Regions from separate parts of the Homo sapiens genome. Here region 2 is linked to region 1. The links are chromatin loops, found by intact Hi-C in ENCODE. Cell type or tissue: CD4-positive, alpha-beta T cell. All regions are shown on one strand. Each heading gives the region's core, and the rest is flanking DNA. Links, peaks and the distances in the headings are about the cores only. Region 1 overlaps RUNX1 (RUNX family transcription factor 1). Region 2 has its middle 53 kb from the start of RUNX1.

The links. A loop is a pair of places that touch in the nucleus more often than their neighbours do. Peaks named below come from ENCODE experiments on the same cell type or tissue, not always from the same donor. Only the 100,000 strongest peaks of a DNase experiment are listed, where the experiment ranks them.
Region 2: it touches region 1 in a loop (13-fold over the local background); 1 of 110 quality-filtered maps calls a loop at or near these places.

What each region holds. Positions count from the first base shown.
Region 1 is chr21:35,023,899-35,029,277 of GRCh38, forward strand. The region is part of intron 2 of RUNX1 (RUNX family transcription factor 1); the gene reads right to left. Among named protein-coding and RNA genes, the nearest start is that of RUNX1-IT1, 13 kb to the right of the region's middle. RefSeq lists enhancers at 2,774-3,276, 2,930-3,074 and a cis regulatory region at 2,993-3,010. In CD4-positive, alpha-beta T cell, for the core only: no CTCF peak of the experiment used is centred there; DNase peaks (open chromatin) are centred at 2,973, 3,453, 3,843, 4,253 and 1 weaker place; H3K4me3 peaks cover 1,823 bases; H3K27ac peaks cover 4,707 bases.
Region 2 is chr21:35,100,069-35,105,447 of GRCh38, forward strand. No RefSeq gene overlaps it. Among named protein-coding and RNA genes, the nearest start is that of RUNX1, 53 kb to the left of the region's middle. RefSeq lists a silencer at 5,163-5,341. In CD4-positive, alpha-beta T cell, for the core only: no CTCF peak of the experiment used is centred there; a DNase peak (open chromatin) is centred at 3,123.

The DNA of each region.
Region 1 (5,379 bases), core at 290-5,289:
GAAATATATTTTATTATATATGTGTGTATTAAATTATTATATATTTTACTATATTTATATAGTTTACATATATACTATATACTAATTATAAATATATATCAACATATTAAATAAATACAAATCAATAAACAAATAAATATTTAGCCTGGCACATATCTGCACAGCAAAAGACTGTATTTCCCAGCCTACTTTACAGCTAGGTGCCTCCATATGTTTGTTTACGTTCTGGTCAATGATTTGTCAGCAGGAGTGTCTGGGCAAATTTCAGATCCTGCTCTTCAAGGGAAAGAGTAGATCTTCCCCTTCCATATTCTCTCTTGCTGCTGGCTGGAATGTGGATGTGATGTTGGGGGCTGGAGCACCCATTTTGAGCCATGAGGTAAATGCCAGGCATTGCAGAAGGCAGCCCATCAGGGTAGCAGAAACCTGGTTCTTTGTGATTGTGAAGATGCCATGCCAATCTACTGAGACTTCTACAAGAGAGAGAAACACACTTCTATCTTGTTTAAGCCCTGATAATTTGGAATCTCTCTCTCATAGCAACCTAACCAATACCCTAATACAACACAATGTCTTTATGTGTGTGCTATTAGTAATCAGAGCATGTCTGTGGTAAAAGTAGACCTCTGGGCATTCTTCAAAAGACTTAGAACTGACTTTTAACTCACTTTCTGCATCCCATCCTTTTAACTTCTCAGAAAGTGAGGATCAGTTATATAGTTAGGTTCCTGCCCTGAAAGTACTACAGTATGACAGCACCAGGCTTTTATTTTCTTTTTAACTAGGTGTGACTAATTTGGAGATTACTTTTTAAACATACACCTAAGATGTTGTAGCTAATACTGCCTCTTCCATCCTAGTCACTTTGCAACTTGACATTCTTTTCTAGTGATGATGAAATTCTCAGCATCCAGTTAGAATTCATACAATGGTGCATATGCTTTAGAATAGCCTCAATGTCTGGAATATAAGTGATGGGTCTGATTTTTAGAAACAGCCAGAAGGCATTTAAGATCAAGACTGGTGACAAATAAGGTGACCAAGGAAGCTTGACAATACCTGTCTTGTTCAAAAATGAGGTGTGATTTAAAAGTAAGGAGGATTTACTTGTTTAGCCAATAAACTAACTCTGAAAGTCATTTCAAAAAAGCAGATCCGAAGATGTTTAAAGTAATAATGGTGCTGTTAGAATGGTGCTCCCTCTCCCTCCCAGGGGATGACTTTGAAGGACACTACAATAACAGATGTGTAAATTCTGAAATATATGGCTAAAATGAGGTTTATTATTTTCTAGTCACCACTTAGACATCTTTTAGTCATTTGTTTATGACAGTTTATAAATGAGAAAGAAGTCCATTTAAAATATCTCCATGAGGACCTCAAGGTAAATAATAGGAATCGATCATTCATCAATCTGGCCTGGCCCCGGCCCACTGAAGAAAGTTCCTTCTTGAGTGCATTCAAAGCTCTCATGGTCCAGCCCTGTTCAACCTGAGCAGCATCCTATCTGCTCCTCCCCCAGACGTTCCGATGCCCTGCACCAGATTCAAGAGAGAGCCAAGTTCCCCAACAGGCTATGCACGTGGCTATTAACACCCAGCACACGCTATCCCTGGCCAGCTCTCTCCTTCTTCCCTAAGAATTAAACATTCTTTGGCCTGAGTTTTCCTCCTTTATGTCACCATAAAGTTGAGTTATTCATTATTAGGGTCTATACATGAGTAGCCAAAATATACGGGTCTCTATATTTAGGTCAAGGGGCCTTCAGCAGGAGAACATGAATAATTAGGAGTGAGGCCATGAGACAGAGGAAGAAAAGCTCATAGGAATGGGAAGACAGCCTCTCAGATGAGAGGTGTGCGGAGTGATTGCTGTGAGGAATTGCTCAATAGGAAAGTTAGCCAACCTGAGGACGTTTCTAGGGGAGGAAAAGGGAAACTCATATGGTTCTCTGCTAATTCTTAAAAATAAGGTAGATTCTTACTCATCTAGGGTGCTTGCTCGTTATGAACACAGGAAGATTAAGGAATGAGTATGGACTGTTTCTACTCTATGTTTTCGGACAAGAAGAATAATAAAAAAGCACTGGGTAGCTGGAACAACTGCAGAGGCCCCAACAATGATGGAGACTTTCTGGTGCACCGTGGCACAGGGGTCTCTTCCAAAGGGACTCAATCAACCCCAACAGGCATCATCTTCTGTGACTCAAGATGTCCTTTTTAGGAGTGCTTGTACTTTTTAATGCTCAGAGAAGTTCGTATTACTGATTCGGGAACACTGAGTTTTTCAGCTCCTGTAAAACTATTTTCAGGTTTATTTTCAAGTACATTCTTTACCTCGGGGGGTCAAATCTTTTGGTTTCCAGTGAATATCGTGGTTATACCTGTGGTTACCCACTGACTTCTCATCTGCCTAGCTTATCTGATAACAGGCAAATGGGGAAAGAGGCTTTAATACCCCTCAAAAGGGGAAGATTGATAATTAGTTATTCACCGCATAGAATCAGGCCAGGTCAACTCTCTCCAAGAAGAAAAGCAATCTGGATATTGCACTTTGGGGTCCCTTTTCATTTTGGCATTACAGGCCTCATGAGGATGTAGTCTTTCTGTATTTCTTTCTTTCTTTTTAAATTGTTATTTATTTATTTATTTTAACCAGGTCAAAGCATTACATACTGCAGAAGAGAAAGCAACTTCAGCTTCTCTTAAACGGTGTCATTTTCATGACAGCTCGTAAATTTTGGCCTCCTATGGGTCCAGGATCTGCGCGCATCCGCCCGGGGACTTGTTGGTGGATCCATCCCTCATGGCGGAGCAGCAAGGGGATCCTTTAGAAAAAGCAATGGGCGAAGTAACTGAAAGAGCGACGCAGAAAGCAACAGCCAGAAACGGCGGGGACGCGAGCGGCCCAGACAGGAAGGGAGGCGGTGGCGCAGCTCTGGTGCGCAGCGCGCCGCAGCGACGGAACTTCTGCAAAAGCTGCCTGCCCGCGCGTTATCAGCGGCGCGCAGGCCTGTGGTTTTCTCGCTCTCGCAACCCTGCTTTAACTGCCGGTTTATTTTTCGACAAACAGGATGCCTCCATCTGAGGCTGTCAGCATCCCAGGCTCTTTGAAAGAAAAGAAGTAGAGCGGCCCCACCCTAGAGGCAAGGACGGGGTCTGTGTCAAGAGGCTTCCCAGAGAAGTGAAAACTCTGCAGGTGCAGCCGCTGGGAGAGCATCAAGAAGGGCAGGGTGGAGGGGCAGGGGGCGAAGGGAGGGGGTGAAGCCCGCACCCTACCCCCACATGAAACTGATTCCACTACCCCATCTCTGCAAGCGTCCAGAGGCAGAGAGGCCAACATTTCGGGGACAGCTTGGAGGCGGGAGATTTAGGCAGGGCTCCTTAAACTTTTATGTGCATGAAAATCAGGCCAATCACGGGGCTCTTGAGCAAATGGGGACGATGATTCAGCAGGTCTGGGCTGAGGCCTCAGATTCTGCACTTCTAACAAGTTCCCAGGTGGTAGTGATGCTGCCAGTCCAAAGACCACACTGTGAATAGCAAGGCGTCGTCGGGACAGTCTGCTTTAGAGTAAAACCTAATAGATGTGCAAATATTTAAACCAAGCTGTATTTATTCCTGAGGCCCTGGTTTAACTGGAGCCACCTTGCTAATGGAAAATGGAAAATGAAATTCCTTTAGGTTCCAAAGGGAAGGAAAGTTTGAAATGGTTAAGGTATTTAAAAAATCCTAGTTGGGAGTGGCCTTGGGGATTCGGGAGAGTTGAAGTTAGGTTCTGAGCCAAGAGATGGGGGAGGAAGGGTGGGATGTGGCAAATAAATATAAACACACACACACAAACCCCAGCCCAACCACAGGTTCTTTCCTATCAATGAAACATTTGCATCTTGCAGGTAGAACTCACACGTGTCCACATTTTTCAGAAGTTGAATGGTTTTGTGTAATGGTACAGAATTTGGAGCCCATATTTGAATATTCTAGATCCAATGTTATCTCAGACTGGCTTTAGGATCTTGTGGCCTACATTTAAAAATGCATGTTTCTGAGTCATGTTTAATTAGTAGTAGTATCTGAGAACTGAGAGACTAGACTAAGAAATCCATGGTATATGAATAAAATCTCCAGACAGCAGCTAGAACATAGAGGTCCCTCCAGAGGCAGTGCCAGTTGTCAGCTGTAAAAATAGGTTCTGCTCAGTTTTGCTTAGGCCTGAAGTTTCCTGAAGATTTCATTTAGACTTCATCAAAACCAGTCAAAGACTTCCTGTTACAGAAAGGTTCTTAAAGTATGGCTGGGACTACAGGGCTATTAAGATGCAGATTCTTGGGCCTCTCTGCCTCACTCATCATGGTTTCTCAGGGTGGGTGCCGGGAACCTGCATTTTAACAAACGCTTTGAGGATTCTTATGTACTGCCAAGTTTAGGAGTCCCTGGTCTGCAGGTTTAAGTTCAACCTTCTCACTGCAGCATTCAAAGACCTGGCTTCAATTTTGCTGTTCACAGGCGAGCCTCAGTGACTTCCTCACTGCCCTCTGAGCACTCCTGGAGCCACCTGGCTGCCTCATTCATTTCTTCTCCTCTGTCTTTCCCCAGCCCTGGAATAAAATGACTTCCATCTTCCTCTCCGAACTCTCTTCAGATCATGGCTTCCCACTCAGCAAGCAGTTACTTTCCTGGTCTGCCACTGCTGTGGTATTAATGATAGGCCACTCGATTCTCATTTTGTTGACTGAATATTTCTCATGCTTAGGCTTTGCCTCCCTGACCAGACAGTAAGTTCTCTGAAGCCATTTCATGCTATATAATCTTTATGTTCAAGACTACTTTCTAACGCAGTGTCATGTCCACATGGATCATTCAGTAAATTTACCGATGGCTTATCTATCACCAACATGTTTTACAGAGTGTTATTAAGCAGGGACACTCTCTATGGGTCTAGGATCAGAAGAAGCTGGGAAGAGAAATGGGGTAGTGGTGAGAGTGTCATGAGAATCTGGTTATACAGTCATCAAAGACACAGAGGAAGTGGGAAAAAGGGAGTGTAGACCCCTAGCTCATCTGTCTGCAGTGTGAATTGGAGAGGGGTTCCTTTTTGTTTAATATAGTTAATTTTCCACTTGAAATCAAGGTCACCAAACCTATGAGCCAAACGATGGATGCTTGCCCTTCACACTCACTGCCTAGTGATGGAGCTCTTGGTGGCCTCTCTCCACCATCTCTGCTCCACCATCTCTTCCACTCTGGCTGGCTTCCCTTCTTCCTTTCTGCCTGATGGGTTGTCAACTCAAATGCCCAACTCCAAGCTCAAGTTAAAGGAAATTTCAAGTGTATTACATATAATGAAGCAGACTGAAAGAACAGTAGTATACTAGTAAGT
Region 2 (5,379 bases), core at 173-5,172, 76 kb after region 1:
GCTCCTCCTTTCCCTGAAATGCAACATGCACTGTACATGCATGCGCTGTACTGTAAAGGAGCATCACATGCATGTAGAGTGTGCAGGGAAGACAGGAAATGAAAATGCATCTCCCTGAGCTGTAGTTGGTTTAGGTAAGAGTTTATGGAAAATACGATTATTGACTGGTATGTATTTCAATGTGTGTTAGGTGGAGTTGCTCATGGACTCTTAGAGTTGAAGTGGAACAGACAGGTCTCCCAGCTCTCCAGCTCTGTTAAACAAGAGAAAGATGCTTGTGATGCCTCAGCTCAACTGTAATGAGGTCAACTCCTATCACTGCCGTTTCATCTCAGTGTTGATTCAGAACGCTTCCAGTTAAGTCCAACGCCCAAATCATCCTCACAAATTCCGTTAAGCCACAGCTCCCTCATCTTACTCTACACCCCCTCAGAGGTTTATTCTCATTCCACCCACTCTTAATTTCCCGCGGTCCTCCCAGAACTTCGGTTCCTCCATTTGCTTTCAGTCCATCTGGATCCACCTGGCTTTACTTCCCTCTTTATCCAGCCCGGCCTCCTTGGTTGCCAGGGTTTGTCAGTTCTCACTGGTAATCTCTCTCCCTCCTTGTCTACTTGTCATTCAGAGCTGGCAAAATTCCACCTGGGAACCCATACATCATTGGCCTTCTCCACTCTCAAGCCTGGGGGCTGAGCCCAGCTGGAGAAAATCACTAAGATCCTTCAACCAGTCCCACCAGGAAGCTCCCGCGGCTGTTCCAAGCTCTTGCCTCTCTCCCATGCTCTGCTTCACTGTCCTCCTGTCTCACAGCAGATTGTCCGGCCTCAGCTTCCTGCCTCAAATGCCCAGATGAATGCATCTGTACCCAGACCCGTTTTTAATTCCTGCTCCTTATTTCCTCTCTCTCCTGCCAATCCCATCAGCCATGCTCTGACCTGCTTTCTCTCCTGCTTCCTCCAGACCTTGTTCCCTCAACCCTCTTCCCTCTCTGCAGTATCCTCATCTCCCTCTCTACTAGGCCTTCCCCTTAGCATAGAAGCACACTTACATGTTTCCTCTGTGTACAAATAAACATAGCAATGAGTTTTAGAAAATGTTCCGTTCAACACGCTTTTCTTGACGTTCTCAATTTCATTGATTTCCAATTCCCCCAACTCCAGGCACACTCTCCTAGGGCCACACCCTGCATATTACCTGGAATTCTTCCTTCTCTGCCAGGATCCCTCTCACTGCCCATAATATTGTGTTATCTTTTGTCATCATTCTGTGTGCCTACTACACCTGTTCTTTGATCTCTTAGGGGCTCCGATTGCTCCATTTCCTTGTTGCCTTCATTCCTATTGCTTAGTGGCCTGGATCTCATGGCTCTTGCCTTGAAGCCATGAAGCTCATGGCTTCAGCCTCTGTCTGTCTACATCTTCTTTCCCATTCTCATTTTTCCACCACACTCACTGGTAAACTCCATCCCTGGATTAATACAACCATCCACCCTTCCTACACCTGGACTACTGGTGAAGCTCACATACCATGAGGGTTGGTGCCCTATGCAGCTATAGCCTCCAGCTTGAACTGGAAGCTCAGCTATATCCCACTCTCCTTCCACAGGTCCCATAATACCTTCCTCTTCCATTCCCCTAAATCATTGTTTCTCTACAGTCTTCAAATCCCCCTTGGAACTATCTCTTCTCTTTCTTTTAGGGGGTGACAGGTCTTCTTAATACTCCAATTAATGAAAACTGACTCAAAGTGACACCTTCAGTGCTCTGTCTCAAGCACTGGTTACAGATGGACCTACTCTCAGAGCCCTGAAATTTCCATGGAAAAAGTGATACCCACTTCTCACAGCTAATGTTCCCACATGGACTCCAGTTCCTATCCCCTACTTGCATCCTTCAGGGTCATGCCTTATTAATCATCTCATTATCTTTCATTTCTAGTAACTTTCGTTCTATTGCCTCTTCCCTCTAAGCACATATAATAACTATGTTTAAATCTCCATCCACAAACCAAATTAAAAATAAGAACAAAGCACAAAATTCATCCTTGATCTTATATCTTTCTATACTGTCCACTTTCTCTTTTGCTTCCATCACAGGCAAATTTTTGGAATTAATTAATGCTCTCCCTCATCTCATAAACCTTCTGGGGACCTTGTTTCTGTTCCAGCATGCCACTCAAACTATCTTTAAATTACTGGGACTTTCCTATTCTCATGCACATTTGTTTCATGTTCTTCAACTTCTACAGGTGCTTTGTTGGGAGAAATTATCTCCTAGATTTCTATGATAGTTTACTCCAGGTTAACTCTTTCCTCCTCCCACCATTTCTTCTCATGATCTTCAACAGGTTTCTCTTCCTCTGCTTTTCTTTAAAGTGTTTCTCAATCCAAGAGCCCTATCGGAATCCTGCAAAACCTACCACTGAGTTCTCCTTGATGAAGTGTTTCCTAAATGAATCCCTTAACCAATTGAACTCTCTCATTTAGAGATACCCAATACTATGGAAATTTACCATCCTGATCATCATTTGTTCTTTGTATACTTTCCTTATCTGGCCCATGAGTTCCTCATGAGCAGGGTCATGGCCCTATGTCTGGTTGTGGCTTACAGAGAAGACAGCCAGTCAGTACTTGTTTAATGTAACCCAGTTGAGCTGTTATCCTTTCTCTCTGTTGTCTGTTTACATTATATATTAGCTGCCCTTACAGAAGATCTGTCCTGCCTTTGTTCTTTTACTTGACTCTCATTTTAGGTCTTAGCAAATTTTGCAAACTTCTTTGAAGCACAAAGATTCTCAACACTATTTCTTACTTGCATTTATGTTCATCTTCTTTCCTTTTTTTTTTTTTTTTTGTACAAGTGTTCTTACGTCTGACTTTACCAGAGAATTTCCTGTTTGGCTACCTCTTGAGATACTTCCCCATTTTCTTCCCAGTCGGGATTGTGCTATGAACAAGGACCCTTCCCTCTCCAGACTTGTTTCATGCTCACGTCTTAGAATTCCACCAATCTTTGCTCTAAGCTTTTAGAGTTCTGCCTCCTCAAAAGGCGGTCACCCACCTGACAATACCCAGCTCACCCATGGTTGGCTGTGGGAGGCTCTAGAGTAACCTGCTCCTTTTATCTCCAGGGCCCCCGTCACTTCCTCCTTGGTTAGAATAGATCCAGAGAAGCAGCTCTGCCTCGCTTCCTCTTTGGACTGAAGTCGATTTCTAGCAGCTGTCCCTGTGGGCTCCCTGCACCCGGGCCCCTCCCTCTGCAGTCACCCAACCTCTCTGGCAGCATCTGTGCTGTTTGATCCATGCCTGGAAAACATCAGTGCTTCCTCCATCTGGATGGGTGGTCTCCAGCATCGTCCCACTCTCCCTCCCTCCTTTAATCTTCAACCAAACTCTCTGTGCACATTCTTCCATCATGGTCACACATTTCACTCCAGGTGTATATGGCTTTGACTGGCTTAGCTATTGATCCTATTTCTTTTGAACATGGCATTTCCTAGACCTTGGTGTTCTAGGCCAATTAAAAACCTGCTTCCTTATATCCTGGTGAGGGCAAATAATGGTGTTTACCTTCCTGCATTAATATCCAACATGCATTTTATTTGTTAACTATATTTTATCCCTACTCATTTGGTACATGAACATAATCACTCATTCTGTGCCTCTTCAAGTTATTCCTGACTGTGAATTACTTGACACCACTAGTATTATTTTTCTCTGTAAACTTTCCCAATATTTATTTGATACTACACATTTTGCAGAACAAAGCCTCGATTATTTTTATTCTTTATTTTTTAATTTTGACTTTTAAAGTTCCTTATTTTCTATTTATTATTCTATTGTTCTATACAACAAAGTTAATTATTACTGTTAACTTTTTTAAAAAAAAACTTTTAAGTTCAAGGGTACAAGTGCAGGTTTGTTACACAGGTCAACTTGTGTCATAGGGGTTTGTTGTACAGATTATCTTATCACCCAGGTATTAAGCCTACTACCCAACAGTTATTTTTCCTGATTGTCTCCCTCCTCCTACCTTCCAAACTCCAAAAGGCCCCATTGTGTGTTGTTTCTTTCTGTGTGTCCATGTGTCCTCATCACTTAACTCCCACTTATAAGTGAGAACTTGTGGTATTTGGTTTTCCATTCCTGTGTTAGTTTGCTAAGGATAATGGCCTCCAGCTCTATCCATGTCCCTGCAAAGGACATGATCTTGTTCTCTTTTATGGCTGCGTAGTATTCCATCATGTATATGTACCATATTTTCTTTATCCAGACTATTATTTATGGACATTTAGGTTGATTCCATGTCTTTGCTATTGTGAATAGTGTTGAATAACTTAGTTCAGCCATTGTGGAAGACAGTGTGACATTTCCTCAAAGACTTAAAAACGGAAATACCATTCAACCCAGCAATCCCATTACTGGGTAAATACCTAAAGGGAGAACATTATTTTTTATTACTATTATTATTTGACCATTTTGGGAGGTTATCTTCACGATTTATACATGATTTTCAGGAACCCCTATTTCAGTACAATAATTTATGATGCAGAAAATTAAATCCCGTCCTGAGGATAATAGTAATAGTAGTATTAGTGGCAACAGCACTAGCAATAGTAGTAGTTATTCTATTAAATATCCAATACATATTTATTAAGCACCTATTATGGGCCAAGCACCCTGTTATATGTAGGGGAGAAAACAGTGGAATACATTCAAACTGTCCCTGACCCAGTGGAGTCTGCTGTCTCCTGAGGGGCTCACATATTCACATGAATAAAAATAAAAGTTAGACCTATGGTACAGGCATGGCAGAGGCTACTGGTCACCCCCCACTAACCCAATCCATCTGTAGATTTTTAGGGGTAGAACCTCTGAGGTAGCTGGACTCATGGCTGCTCAGCCAGAGACAGAGGCCATATCTCCCTCTTAACTGAGAGGGAGCATTCTATTTAATAAGCACTTCTACTGCACTCCCTGACCGCTAGCCACTGTCCTAAGTCCTTTAAGCATACTAGCTCGTCTTATCTTCTTGAGAACACTTTGAGGTAGACAGATGAGGAAACAAAGGAACAGAGAGGTTGAATATTTTAAGTCACACATCTCTTTTTCTTAGAGATGAAGTCTCACTCTGTTGCCCAGGCTGGAGTGCACTGGCATAATCTTGGCTCACCGTCACCTCCATCTCCTGGGTTCAAGAAATTCTCCAGCATCAGCCTCCCGAGTAGCTGGGACTACAGGTGCGCCCCACCATGCCTGGCTAATTTTTGTATTTTTAGTAGAGAAGAGGTTTCACCATGATGACCAGGCTGGTCTCGAACTCCTGACCTCAAGTGATCTGCCTGTCTCAGCCTCCCAAAGTGCTGGGATTATAGGCGTGA